Regions from separate parts of the Mus musculus genome. Here region 2 is linked to region 1. The links are chromatin loops, found by intact Hi-C in ENCODE. Cell type or tissue: left cerebral cortex. All regions are shown on one strand. Links, peaks and the distances in the headings refer to the core of each region. The heading gives the core; the rest is flanking DNA.

Region 1 (6,092 bases), core at 404-5,403:
TAATCTGGACTCTTAGTACGGAGAGCTGTACTATAAGAGCTGATATACATTAAAACAAATCCATCTAAGGTAAGTCAAACAGCATCAAAAAGCACACATACATCTGCTTTCCTTAGTCCCATCACCCCAACCAGAAGCAGCCAGGGCGGCCTATCCACAGTCCCTGTGAAGTCCCTAGCCCATGGTGGTCTCTAACAATGCCAGTTGTGTTCTGATGGTCCCTTCATCTCCAATCATCGTTCTCTTCCCCTACCAAGCTCCACTGTTGTTCCTTGTTTTGAGCATTTTTTCATTTTTACTCACTTGTGTGTATGTACAACAAACCATATCATGTGTGCGTGACTGTATCAGAGGACAGCTTGCAAGAGTCAATGCTTTCCCTGTACCAGGTGGGATCTGGGGATCAGACATCTCACTAAGCCATCTCGCTAGCCCTTTATTATTATTTCTAAGTATTCCTTTTTCTGAGCTATCTCCCTGACGCCAGAACATGAGTGCCTTTTGTTCCTTGGGGTTTTCCCAGGTCCTGCCACCACACTGCAGCTCTCAGCGACTGATTTTATACGGATGAGTAGAATCATCTGAGATGCATCCTAGCAACTCCTGTTGTCTGTGCAGAACCTGGGCCGAAGCTGTTCTCACTCGAGCCATCCCAACCGCACATCACCAGGGAGAATTCTGCACTTCCATTCACATCTTCAATTCATTCTCCCAAACTTTGACAGTGTAACCACTCTTTCTCAGTCACTGCCTCAGTAATTGAAAAGTCATCCACACAAAAGAAAAAAAAATCATCTGCCTCGTGAGTTTAATTACGATGAAGACAAACAGAAAACCAAGGACAAATGCCATGGTGCTTCAGTAACTCACAATAAAAGCAGAGCATGGGGAGGAAGCAGGGTAGAATAAAGGCTAAGGAGACAGGGGTGGACTCTGGGTGTGGAGGAGGGCTCAGATAGGAGGACTCAGATGGGAGAGCTCAGATGGGAGGCTGATGGCTGTGCTATTCTATCACAAAATCAGCTCAGTATATAAAATAAATGTTCTAGAGCATGTGTTCCGGTCTTCAAACTTAAGATTTTTTTTTTTTTTTTGGTTTTTTGGGGTTTTTTTTTGTTTGTTTGTTTGTTTGTTTGTTTTTTGGTTTTTTTGAGACAGGGTTTCTCTGTAGCCTTCCCTGGCTGTCCTGGAACTCACTTTGTAGACCAGGCTGGCCTCGAACTCAGAAATCCGCCTGTCTCTGCCTCCCAAGTGCTGGGATTAAAGGCATGCGCCACCATGCCCGGCAAGATTTGTTTTAACTGTTTGCTAAAATATATTAAGTTTTAAAAAACTGAGAAACTAGAAAAATACAGAACTGAAAAATATAGAAAATAAAGTATATATCTGAATATTATTTTTATCTTTTTATGCCCAGGATGATAAAAATTATTGAAAGCTGACTTGGTTCATTATATTTTTTTCATTTTCATCATTGTTATTTTGTGAACATTTAGTTGTAAGAAAACCCACTTTTGATGCCTGATTATAGAGAATGTAAACGTCTACCTTACACGTGGGCTGCTTTGCTACCTTACACGCGGGCTGCTTTGCTACCTTACACTTGGGCTGCTTTGCTACCTTACACCTGGGCTGCTTTGCTACCTTACACCCGGGCTGCTTTGCTACCTTACACCCGGGCTGCTTTGCTACCTTACACTCGGGCTGCTTTGCTACCTTACACTCGGGCTGCTTTGCTACCTTACACTCGGGCTGTGCTACCTTACACGTGGGCTGCTTTGCTACCTTACACTCGGGCTGCTTTGCTACCTTACACATGGGCTGCTTTGTTGTCTGCGTGACATCCATCAGGATGGAGCCTGCTCTGGTCAAGCTTCGTGTGCATAGGAAAAGGTTTCAGTTCCTTTCCTCTTCCTTGCTGAACTTTTCAGGTCATAAAACTGTTATCAGTAGCGAAAACCCAAAACTTCGTGCATGTGTGTTACATGTGTGTTACGTGGGTTGTCTTGTGGTGTTAGGGAGAGAATCCAGGACCTTGCACATATCTGCACTCTATCACTGAGCTATATCTACACTGACAATGTATTTTTAAAAGGGATCAAATTGGGTGAGCAGTGGGTGGACCGTCTAGTCTCTACCATGGAAGAACTGCACAGTAAAACTTGGATTCTGTCTTCCCATACCTTTTTCTACTTGATGTCATACTTTTTTATTTTATTCTTGTGATATTGAGGATTGAACCCAGGGGCTCCTCATATGGTAGGCAAGGGCCCTACCACTGAGTAACATCTCTAGCTCTTTTACAAAAGCTTCATTCTAGAAGCCATGCCTTTTCCTGCTCGTCATAAAAGACAAAATGGTCTAATGGGGCACAGCGAGTCAACGGAGAAGATGCAGATGACAAAGAACAAGAATATGCAAAACCTTTCTGCTTTTGTATTTGGGATTTGCAAAGGGATGTATATTTAGATCTTTCCAAACTAGAGAAGTGTCTGTCTGTTTGGACACGTGGCACAGCAGAGCCCTGAGGCAGAGCAGCAAAGAATTTCATGTTCTGCTTTTGAGTTTGAGTGCTAACATTAAGCACACCACTATCTTATACCTGAAGATATTTTAAGATGAGTGATTAAAAGCCAGGAAGGGATACTTTACACAGTATTCCGTGAACATCAGCAAGCTTCACACAACCAGCCCATCATTTGGTATGTACCGGGGTTTTCCTCTCTCAATCCATAAGAAGAAAAGACATGAAGTCAAAGTTTTAAATCTCACCAATAACCCAAGAGCAATCAAGCAGGAGGAAAAACACACTCTCAATCTACCAAAAATGCCAGAGAAAATCATTTTCCTGACTGTTATAAAAGCAACCATCTTATATGTCTCTGACCATATCTAGGCAGCTTGTTTCCAAAGCACGTTTCATTACAGTACATGGTACTCACCTGTGGTATCCTCTTGAAGGCCAACATCGAAGGCCAGTTTGTCAGTGGAAGACCGGGAGGTGGAGAGACAGCAAAGATACTAAAAACACAAGATCAGGCATCACCACAAGATGTTGATAGTCCTGCTGAGACTATAGTGGTTAACGCAGCACTAAACATGGATGAACAAAGACATCTGTGATCTATGGACTAGAATCTTAAAGGCATAGACCCATACATGGTCTACCTGAGCCATATACTTGTTCTGCTTTTAGCTTTTTGGAGGAGCTCCCGCACTGATTTCCACAGTGCTGTGTAAGTTTACAGTACTATAATCAGCACATAAAGGTTTCTGTCTCCCCACAACCTCACAAGCATTTGCTGTCATGTTTTGTTTTTTCTTTCTTGATGATAGTCATTCTTACTAAGGTGGTGGGTGATATTGGAGGGTATGAAGTAGAAGCAGGGCTGTCAGAAGGGTAGAGGAAGTATCAATGAAGGAGAGAGGGGAAATAATAGGATAACAGAATCCAGGTGACAGGAAAGTAGCAGAGGAGACTATTTGGAAGAAAGACCAGCCAGGGCAGAGAATGGGCAGTAATGAGAGAGATGAATGAGAACAAAGCATAATGAATGTGTGAATATATGTGCACATGTGTGCACATGTGTGCATGCATATCACATCAAAACCTGCTATTTATTTGATAACTGAAATTAAGTGATTTTATAATGTGTACAGTCACATAGTGTCTGGTTGAGCACGCAAAGTGTTATCATCTATCTCTAATTAGCATTTTTCTCAGATTTCTTGATGCTCCAGTGACAAGTTGAGAGCTTCCAACACCTGAGGCATAGCAGCACTTGCACAGCAAGCCTTCAGAGCAACAGCATGAATGAAACACAGTACTTTGCCCTTCACAAAACTCTAAAACATGACCTCATCAATACAAGGAGACAAGTGACTGGGGATATGTTTGTATCTCTCTCCCTTTATGTGATATCCATGGCCCTATGAAAATGTACATGATCTGATTAGAAAGTGTCCCTAAAAGAAACCTGAAAACAACTCATTTTTATCTTCTACTTTTGTTTTCATTTTTAAAAATACACCCAGAATATACTTGGGAGTGCAGTTCTTCATCCTGTTAAAATGAGCACTGCATGAATATACATGTACACATTTCTCTCAGGGAACTCTGACTATCAAAACTGCATTGTCTCATCTACTCATCCTTGGGTTGCCTCAAGTGTACATATTCTTAGATTTAAATTTTACATCATTTTCATGCCAGCCATCCCCCAACTTCAAACACCTTGCTAAGTGACATATGAATGAGAACTCTAAGATGAATGTGGCATGAGCTTAAAATACCAGAGCATCTGTGTGAAGCATGTCCTCTGCCAGCAAGAAGAGGAGCCATCAGAGGAACTCCAGAAACAAGGGAGGGAATCGAGTGAGGCTGGGCCCCTCTGAAGATATGGATGATTCGTACCAACACTACACCAATCCTCCTATGCAGAGGTTCTCAACCGTCCTAACTCTGAGACCTTTAATACAGTCCCTCATGTTGTGGAGACCATAAAACTATTTACGTGCTATTTCATAACTGTAATTTCTCTACTCTTAGGAATCATAATGTAAATATCTGTGTTTCCTGATGGTCATTCGTAATCCCTATGAAGGAGTCATTCAACCCCCAAAGGATTTGTAACCTATAAGTTGAGAATCACTTCTCTTATAGAATATAGCACATCTGGATAACTGGGTGTTCATGTGTATACAAAGGGAGATAAAGGAATGGGTTTGACAATCAGCCACTGCAGGTGGAAGTCAGGACCTTAGAGCTGTCACATCAACTTGACTTGGAGGCTCAATCTGCATCTTGACTGCCAAGCATGAACTTTCAATGTCACAGACAAGAGGCTTCAAGGATTCCCTCAGGTAGTATTTTATCTCAGCTTAGAAAAGTATCTTACTTTCCAGAAAGGTATTTTGTGATTTATTTTTATTTTTTATATTATGTATATGTGTGTAAACATGAACAAAAGTAACCTTGGAGGCAACAAAAGCGTGTCAGATTCCCTTAGAGGTGGATATTTAAATGTATTTATACATTAATAATTTAAAACAGAATTAGAAATGGAAAATAGTTAACACTTGGCTTTTATAATTGCCTCCTCTTAAAATTTGTCTATCAAATATATTACAGGTGTTAAAAATCTATCAAAGGCATTAAAAATAGGTAACATACCTGTTATGCCTGAATCTAACCTTCATCTTATGAATGAGAAAACTGAACAGTGCACAAGGATATTAAAACTAAATCTAGTCAAACTCATTATTATCATGGCTGAAGTGATATCATCAAAATTCTAGACAGTCTACCTGACCCTGGATCAGCGTAGCCATACAAGAGATGAAATAAAGATGTCTACTCACCATACCACTGTAGGAATGGCGTAGCAATATGGCGTGTCCATAGAGGAGTGTCCGGTGGCCTCCACCTTGAGCAGTCTGAGGAAGGGGGAGAGAAGAAGAAAAGCATGAATGAGCAAACAACAAAGTCAATAAAATTCTCTGTCTTTACAGGAAAGTTTAGTAAGACCCAAAGATATTGGAAAAGCAAAGCCCTCTCCAACAAGTCCTTAAACATTTATGAAGCAAGCCATGGAGCAAGCATCTCTTCCACATCTGGAAAGATGAACTGGGCTTCGGTGAGGAAACATTACAACTATAACCTCTCACAGTCTTCTCAGTCACCGCCTGTGCTTCAGTTATACACAGCCTCCATTGGACAGGGAGACCAGGTTACCATTGCATCTAGAGACCTGATAACTACCCAACGCTCAGCAATCGCCTGGGAAGTTTTATTTCCACAAATGAGTTTTTGCAAAACCCAAAATTGGTCACATGATCTCAAGTATTTTAAGCTTCTCATTCTCCCAAGATGCCTTTCATGATTGGAAAACTTGCTAAACCACAAGGTCTTGGGCTTCCACTCAGATACAGATACACTTCATTTGACAGACTTCCCATGGAGTCATGGCCCCAAAGATCACAGTTGGAGATGGACAAACACAGAGGACATTGTCCTCTCTGGTGCCAGTCCCCTATTCTAAACATATCTCCTCCCTCCATCCCACATCACGTTGAGATGTCTTGAAATCCCA
Region 2 (6,092 bases), core at 311-5,310, 220 kb after region 1:
GGTGTCGCTCTGGCTGACAGGCAGCTGCTAAGTGGCACTGAGTTAACATGACTTTATATGTGGAAAGAAAAAAAAAAAAAAAACCCTACAGGCAGGCACAGTACCTCAGTCCCCATTAAACATTCTGATAACAGCACCTCCATAAGCTAGGCTTAGCATTTAAGCCTGCAGGGAGCCCTTGAACTCACAAAACCAGCCAAAATTTCCTGGCTAATTTTAACCCTGTAGAGTGTGGTACAAACTGAATTTTAAAGCCACACAGCAGCTAAAACTGTAATCTGCCTGAAAAACGCATTCCGTGGCTTTTGAGGCTACAGCTTGACTTGTTGAAAACAAAACAGAACTTTTAGACAATTGTCCACTAAGAAACGTAATAAACAATATGGCTAGAAGGCTTCGGATACCTTCATAAGCTATGTCTTAGTGAGGATGCTGTCTATGTATGGGGACAGCCTTGCTCAGCTCAGACCTGTGGTCCACACTGATCTGCACTCACAGGCCTCTCTGCAATGCAAACGACCCACCTCCCAAATACTAGGAAAAAGTAAAGTGTGCAGGGGAATGGCTCCTAATAACACCATTCAGGTTTTATGCAAATAACCTAAAAGTTATCCTCTAGTTAGTATTTCAAATTTTCCCCATCTGTGTGGTGTTTTCTGTGAATCTGGAAGGGACTGTACCTGGAAGTGGAACGTGAAGGCTGCCAGGAAGAAATCCCAGCAGAAAATGCCGTCTTGGGTGGAAAGGAATCCTGTCAGGGGGATAGTCTTGGGAAAAGAGGAGAGGTAAGGAAGGAAAGACTGAGACGATGCAGAAAAGGCTAAGCAGACTGATGTGATAGGGGCTTCTTGCACTTCTTTGGCGCTTGAGCAGGCTCAAAGGTTTGGAGGTGAGCAAGCGGCTAGGAAGTATCTGCAGTGTAGAACAATCAGGAAGGAAGGCAGCAGCGCCAAGTGGCACTTGGAATCTTATTAGAGTGAGGCCGATCTTTCCCTGCCTACCACACTATGTGGAAATCCCGAGCAGCCACCCTCCCCTTGTACACACACACACACACACACACACACACACACACACACACACACAGAAACACACAGACAAACATCACTTGCTTGCAGGCACTCACTTGGCTGCACTCGGTATTCAACAAGCCAGCGTTTAAAGAACGACACATGTTCATGATGCTCAGCCTCTGTAAATTCTTTCATGCGGTCCGTGCACACACACACACAACACACAGGAACGCACACTCACACACACACACACATGCACACACACACACACACACACACACACACACACACACACACACACACGGTTCCAATGCGCTCTGCAAGCTGTCGTCACGAAAACCAGCATGGCACCATGCCGGGAACCGTGGGGACCACCGGAGCAAGCCTCCATGGCATTGGTATCTGCTCGACTTGGGGGCACCCTGGGGGCAGCCTTCTCAGCCCTGGCCAGTCACTATATGATCGACACCGCCAAGTACTCGGATTGCGATGTCTTCACTCCGTGACGGCGCGCAGACTCAGCCCTGAAGCCCCAGGGACGGCGAAAGCCAGAGCCGCCACGCTAAGCGCGCCCCACGGAACACGCAGCCCTGCACCCTAGCCTGAGTCGGTCGAAGAGGTCCCTGGCCAATTCAGCTCCCGCAGCTGGGTAGCGCCCGCCCGGGTGCCTCCCGCTGGCTCGCCACGCTGTCACCGCACTGAGTCCTCTTGGTTTTCCACATGCGCGCACAGACACGCGTCCTGCCCTTCCCCGGGCAGACCCGCACACCTGCACACATGTGGTGATGCAGACCCCTCCAGCATCCCTGGGGCGCCTCTGGCGGACCAGAGGCGGCCCCGCAGCCGGTTGTCACTCTACGGGGACCCTGCGGGGGGCTCCCAGGCACCCCTTCCCCTGGGAGATGCGCGCCGCGACGTGGCACTTACAGTTCTCAGGAACTGGATCTCATCCTCGCCTTCGCCCGCATCAGCCATGGCTCCGCGCTCCTGGCCCGGCCGGCTCCGGAGCCCGGCGGAGCCCCACGACCGCGGCCACTTATGCTGCTGCTGCTACTGCTGAAGCTGCTGCTGCGGCTTCTCTGGACGCTCTAGTCACTGCTAACCAGGATGTTCTAGGGGCTCCAACGGCTGCTACTCGGGTCGCTGCCCCTGCGGCGGCCACAGCCAGGAGCCCGAGGCACCCGGGGGGCCGCGCTGCTGGTGCCGAGAGCCCAGCGGTCGGTCCCCCTGCAGCGCGGCGGAGGCGGGCACGCGGGGGCGGCCGAGGCGCGGGGCCTCCCTGCGCCGCACGGTGCGGGAGGAGGGCAGCCCGGCGTGAGGACGCAGGGAGGAGGCCCCACTGCCCGGCGCGCTCGGCCCCGGCTCCCGCCAGCGAGTGCCCGGAGCCCGCGGAGCCGGGCTAGTGCAGCGGCGGGGGCGGGCTGGGGGCGGGCGGGGAGGAGCTGCCAGCCCCGGCTGCTGCAGGTAATCCGCAGCCCGCTCCTCCGGCCGCCAGCGCCGGGGCACAGTGCCGCTTACTGGCTGCTTGGGGAATCAACTGGCGCGTGCCAGAGCGCTCAGCCATCCCCTGCACCTGTGCCCTTCCTGACCTCAAGTCCAAGGAGCTCAGCTTCCCGCTGAGCCCTGCTACAGTACTTGCCACCCATTTCTAAGGCCTTTTGGATTGCACGGGGAACTCTCCTTCTCCCCCGGTGCACAGAATGGGGAGCCTCTACGTGTGATCGATATTTACACTTCGACTCCCTCCATACGAGATAGAGGTGGTTTTCTTAGTTATTGAGTCAGCATGCACCAGACTCATCACAGATTAAGTTCTCACCACAAGGGGCCTGGTGTGGATGGTCGAGGAGTTTTAACAAATTATTCAGCAACAGGGGTGAGAGAGAAGGCTGAAGAAGAGCACTCACTGATCTTGTAGAGGATGCGCCTCGGTTCCTAGCACCCACGCGAGACAGCTCACAACCACCTGTCACTCTGGTTCCAGGAGACCCAGTGCCCTCTGGCCTCCATGGGCACCTGAAGGTACTTCGTGCACATACATTTATTAGGCACATATGCATAGATAAAATAAGTATATATTAAAAAGTACTCAACGACAGCACAACAATCCCAGCATTCAACGACAAAGTAGGCATCTTGCCATGCATTGTGATACAAGACACACAAATTCATAATGCACCTGCGCAAGAAATTACAATAAAGTATGGTGTGCTAAGGACCAGTCCGATCACTGAATGCGCTAAACTCACACCGTGGTATCCGCGATCTGCCGTGAGAGAGCAAAGTTAAACATTCCTCCACAAATGCCGGATCCAAATCTCACAATGCTCCATGTAATCATAAGCCATCAAATCTCCATTTTAAAAACAGCTGCTGTAAGCCAGCTAGCCGGCTCAGCTGGTGAAGGCACTTGCCACCAATCCTGACTAGATGAGTTCAATTCCAGGGACCCACATGGTGGGAAGAAAGAACTCCAAGTTCTCCTCAGCCTCCACACACAGCCGTCATACACATAAATAAATAAATGTTTTTAAAAGTAGTATGTAACTATGACTAAGAAATAAAATGTCGGAAGCAACTGGGACAAGAAATCCAACACATGTTTTCTCAGTTCTAAGTGTTTTCATTTATATCACTGAAAAAAAATTATAGAGAAAGCAACGTTCCCACATGCCCAACCTACTCATAGTCAGGAGTTATACAATAAATAATTTTGCGTTAACTTATCTCTGCTACACATGTTACAGCATCTGGTACATCATTAAAACTGCCCAGAAATTTTCAGGTGGGTTACATTTTGTTTCCACCTTTCCTATTTTCGTCCTTACAAAGTTAAAGTTTTTGTCTATTTCCAAGAAAAATAAATATCTGTCCTTAAATATTCTCATTTTATAGTGGGATATCCGTATTGTAGAAGGGTACCCCCATCATCTTACCTGAAAACTTGGCAGACTCTTCTGTCACTAGAGGAAGAAACTAGAGGATTGTAGTTAAGCCATCCAAAAGGTAAATTAGAAAAACAACCCTGTAAGTAAGAAGGATTTCAGAACTTTTCATCATAAATATGTTTATTTTAGAAAGACAAATATAATGTGCATATAAACTTTATGCCTGGAGTCTTTAACTCTAGATTTGAGTTACACAGAATTAGCAAGTGGACATTTTCATAGGCACAAAGCTACCATTTACAAAACAGAGCGGGGGAGGCTATTTTGAGTTATTATGAATATCCACAACCTTGTGTTTTTCAGCTTTTATGAAAATGTTTCTTTGTCCCTAGGTTCGTATTGCACATATTCCATCCTTATGCATACTGCTGAAACATGTTTTCTTAATGTTGATTTAGTTCACTAGACTCCTTTTCATATTTTATTATTAATATGTTTTAATTGAAATATAATTATATCACTTTCTCTCCTCCCTTTCCTCTTTCCAGCCCTTCCCAGCTACCTTCCCTCAAACCTCACCCACGTTCCCCACTCTCAAGTTCATAGCTTTTTTCTCTTATTATTGATATGTAAATGTATGCATGTGTGTATTCACAAATACATATAAATACAATCTGCTCAGTCCATTTTTGGTTTTTATGTGAGTGGTTTCAGGGCTAACCACTTTGCACTGTGTGTGTGTGTGTGTGTGTGTGTGTGTGTATGGTTTCAGGGCTAACCACTCTGCACTGTGTGTGTGTGTGTGTGTGTGTGTGTGTGTGTGTGTGTGTGTGTGGTTTCAGGGCTAACCACTCTGCACTGGGTAACCAATAAGGAAGCTCAGCCAAAGTACTTTGTGTATTAAATAGATAGCAACTCTGGACTAGATCTCTGTTACAGTGCGAACTTTTAAAGAATTATCTTTCTAACATACTCCATCCAAAATGAGTAATCACCTTTATGATTAATTCTGTATCCTCCAGGAAAGGGGGATAACCATATTTCCCTTTGTTGTTGTTGTTGGGCTTTAGTTGGTTTGGTTTAGGGAACCAAATATTGCTATGTGATCCATGTAGCCCTCAAACTTGCCGCCTCTGCTTCCTGAATGCTGAAGTTACAGGCATACTTCACTATGCCAAGTCAAATGTACCTTTTCCCCACGTATGTATGGTATGTATTCATGCATGTATACATGTATGGATGGAGGTATGGTATGTGTGCATGCTTGCATGTATGCATTATGTGTGCATTATGTATGTATGCATTGTGTATGTACTGTATGGGTGCATATGACACACGACACACATGTGAAAGCCAGAGGACAGCTTGTCACAGTTGATTTTCTCCTTTCTCCACATGGGTCCTATGGATGGAACTCAAATCATCAGGCTTCGCACCTCTGCCTGCTGAGCTATCTCCCCAGAACCCAAATTTCATCGCTCTATTAAAGAGTTTTTCTACAGTTACCTAGTTCCGAATGGCACAACATAATTCACCATTAGCTTGCCAAGACTCTAGGCATCCTTAACAAACAAAACATTAGAACATGTATAGGATTATTCATTAGACTTACTATTTACCATTTACCAGTGGTATAAACTCAAAATATTAACTTCTCTCTCAGTTGCTCAAGGTTCTCTAAATTTCCTATGTGCACCCACCCTAGGACAGTGTGCCAAGAGTTCCACAGAAACATGACCACAAGTCAGGCCTCAGGTGACATGTCCTGAATCTTTGGGTCTGCATCATGACAGAGATGCAAAAATGACATGAAGGGCAATGGCGGTTATGAAGATGATGAAGATAGAAAGGATAATGAGGATGACAATGATGATGATGATAATGGTGATGATGAAGATGATGAATGAAGATGAAGTGGAGGAAGAGAATGGAGATGAGAATGATAATGATAAAGATAGTGTTGATGATGATAATGATGCAGAGAAGGAGGATAGAGAAGATGGTGATGAAGTCCTATCTGTTGAATATTTACTATGATCCAGACATTTTTTTTTCATTTCACATATTATATTTTAGGAAGAAGGGACTGAGTCTCAAATATTTTACTTTATCCAGGGCCATACAGCTGCTGAGTGAGGCAGGGGTCATGGCTCTTGCCATGACCAAGCTCTTGATCATTATGACATATTCG

Evidence for each region. Hi-C counts contacts between places; a loop is a spot of excess contacts. Peaks named below come from ENCODE experiments on the same cell type or tissue, not always from the same donor. Only the 100,000 strongest peaks of a DNase experiment are listed, where the experiment ranks them.
Region 2: a loop joins it to region 1, with 2.5 times the contacts of the local background. A loop is called at or near these places in 2 of 42 quality-filtered maps.

Annotation. Positions count from the first base shown.
Region 1 is chr13:11,880,103-11,886,194 of GRCm38, forward strand. Ryr2 (ryanodine receptor 2, cardiac) reads right to left here. Exons shown (of 105, transcript NM_023868.2): 6 at 5,362-5,436; 7 at 2,943-3,021. Among named protein-coding and RNA genes, the nearest start is that of Ryr2, 220 kb to the right of the region's middle. In left cerebral cortex, for the core only: no CTCF peak of the experiment used is centred there; DNase peaks (open chromatin) are centred at 2,510, 3,836 and 4,254; H3K27ac peaks cover 193 bases.
Region 2 is chr13:12,104,459-12,110,550 of GRCm38, forward strand. Ryr2 (ryanodine receptor 2, cardiac) reads right to left here and starts at 2,487. Exons shown (of 105, transcript NM_023868.2): 1 at 1,941-2,487. The coding sequence starts at 1,988. In left cerebral cortex, for the core only: CTCF peaks have their summits at 1,855 and 2,548; DNase peaks (open chromatin) are centred at 1,037, 1,676, 2,033, 2,476 and 1 more place; H3K4me3 peaks cover 2,800 bases; H3K27ac peaks cover 2,300 bases.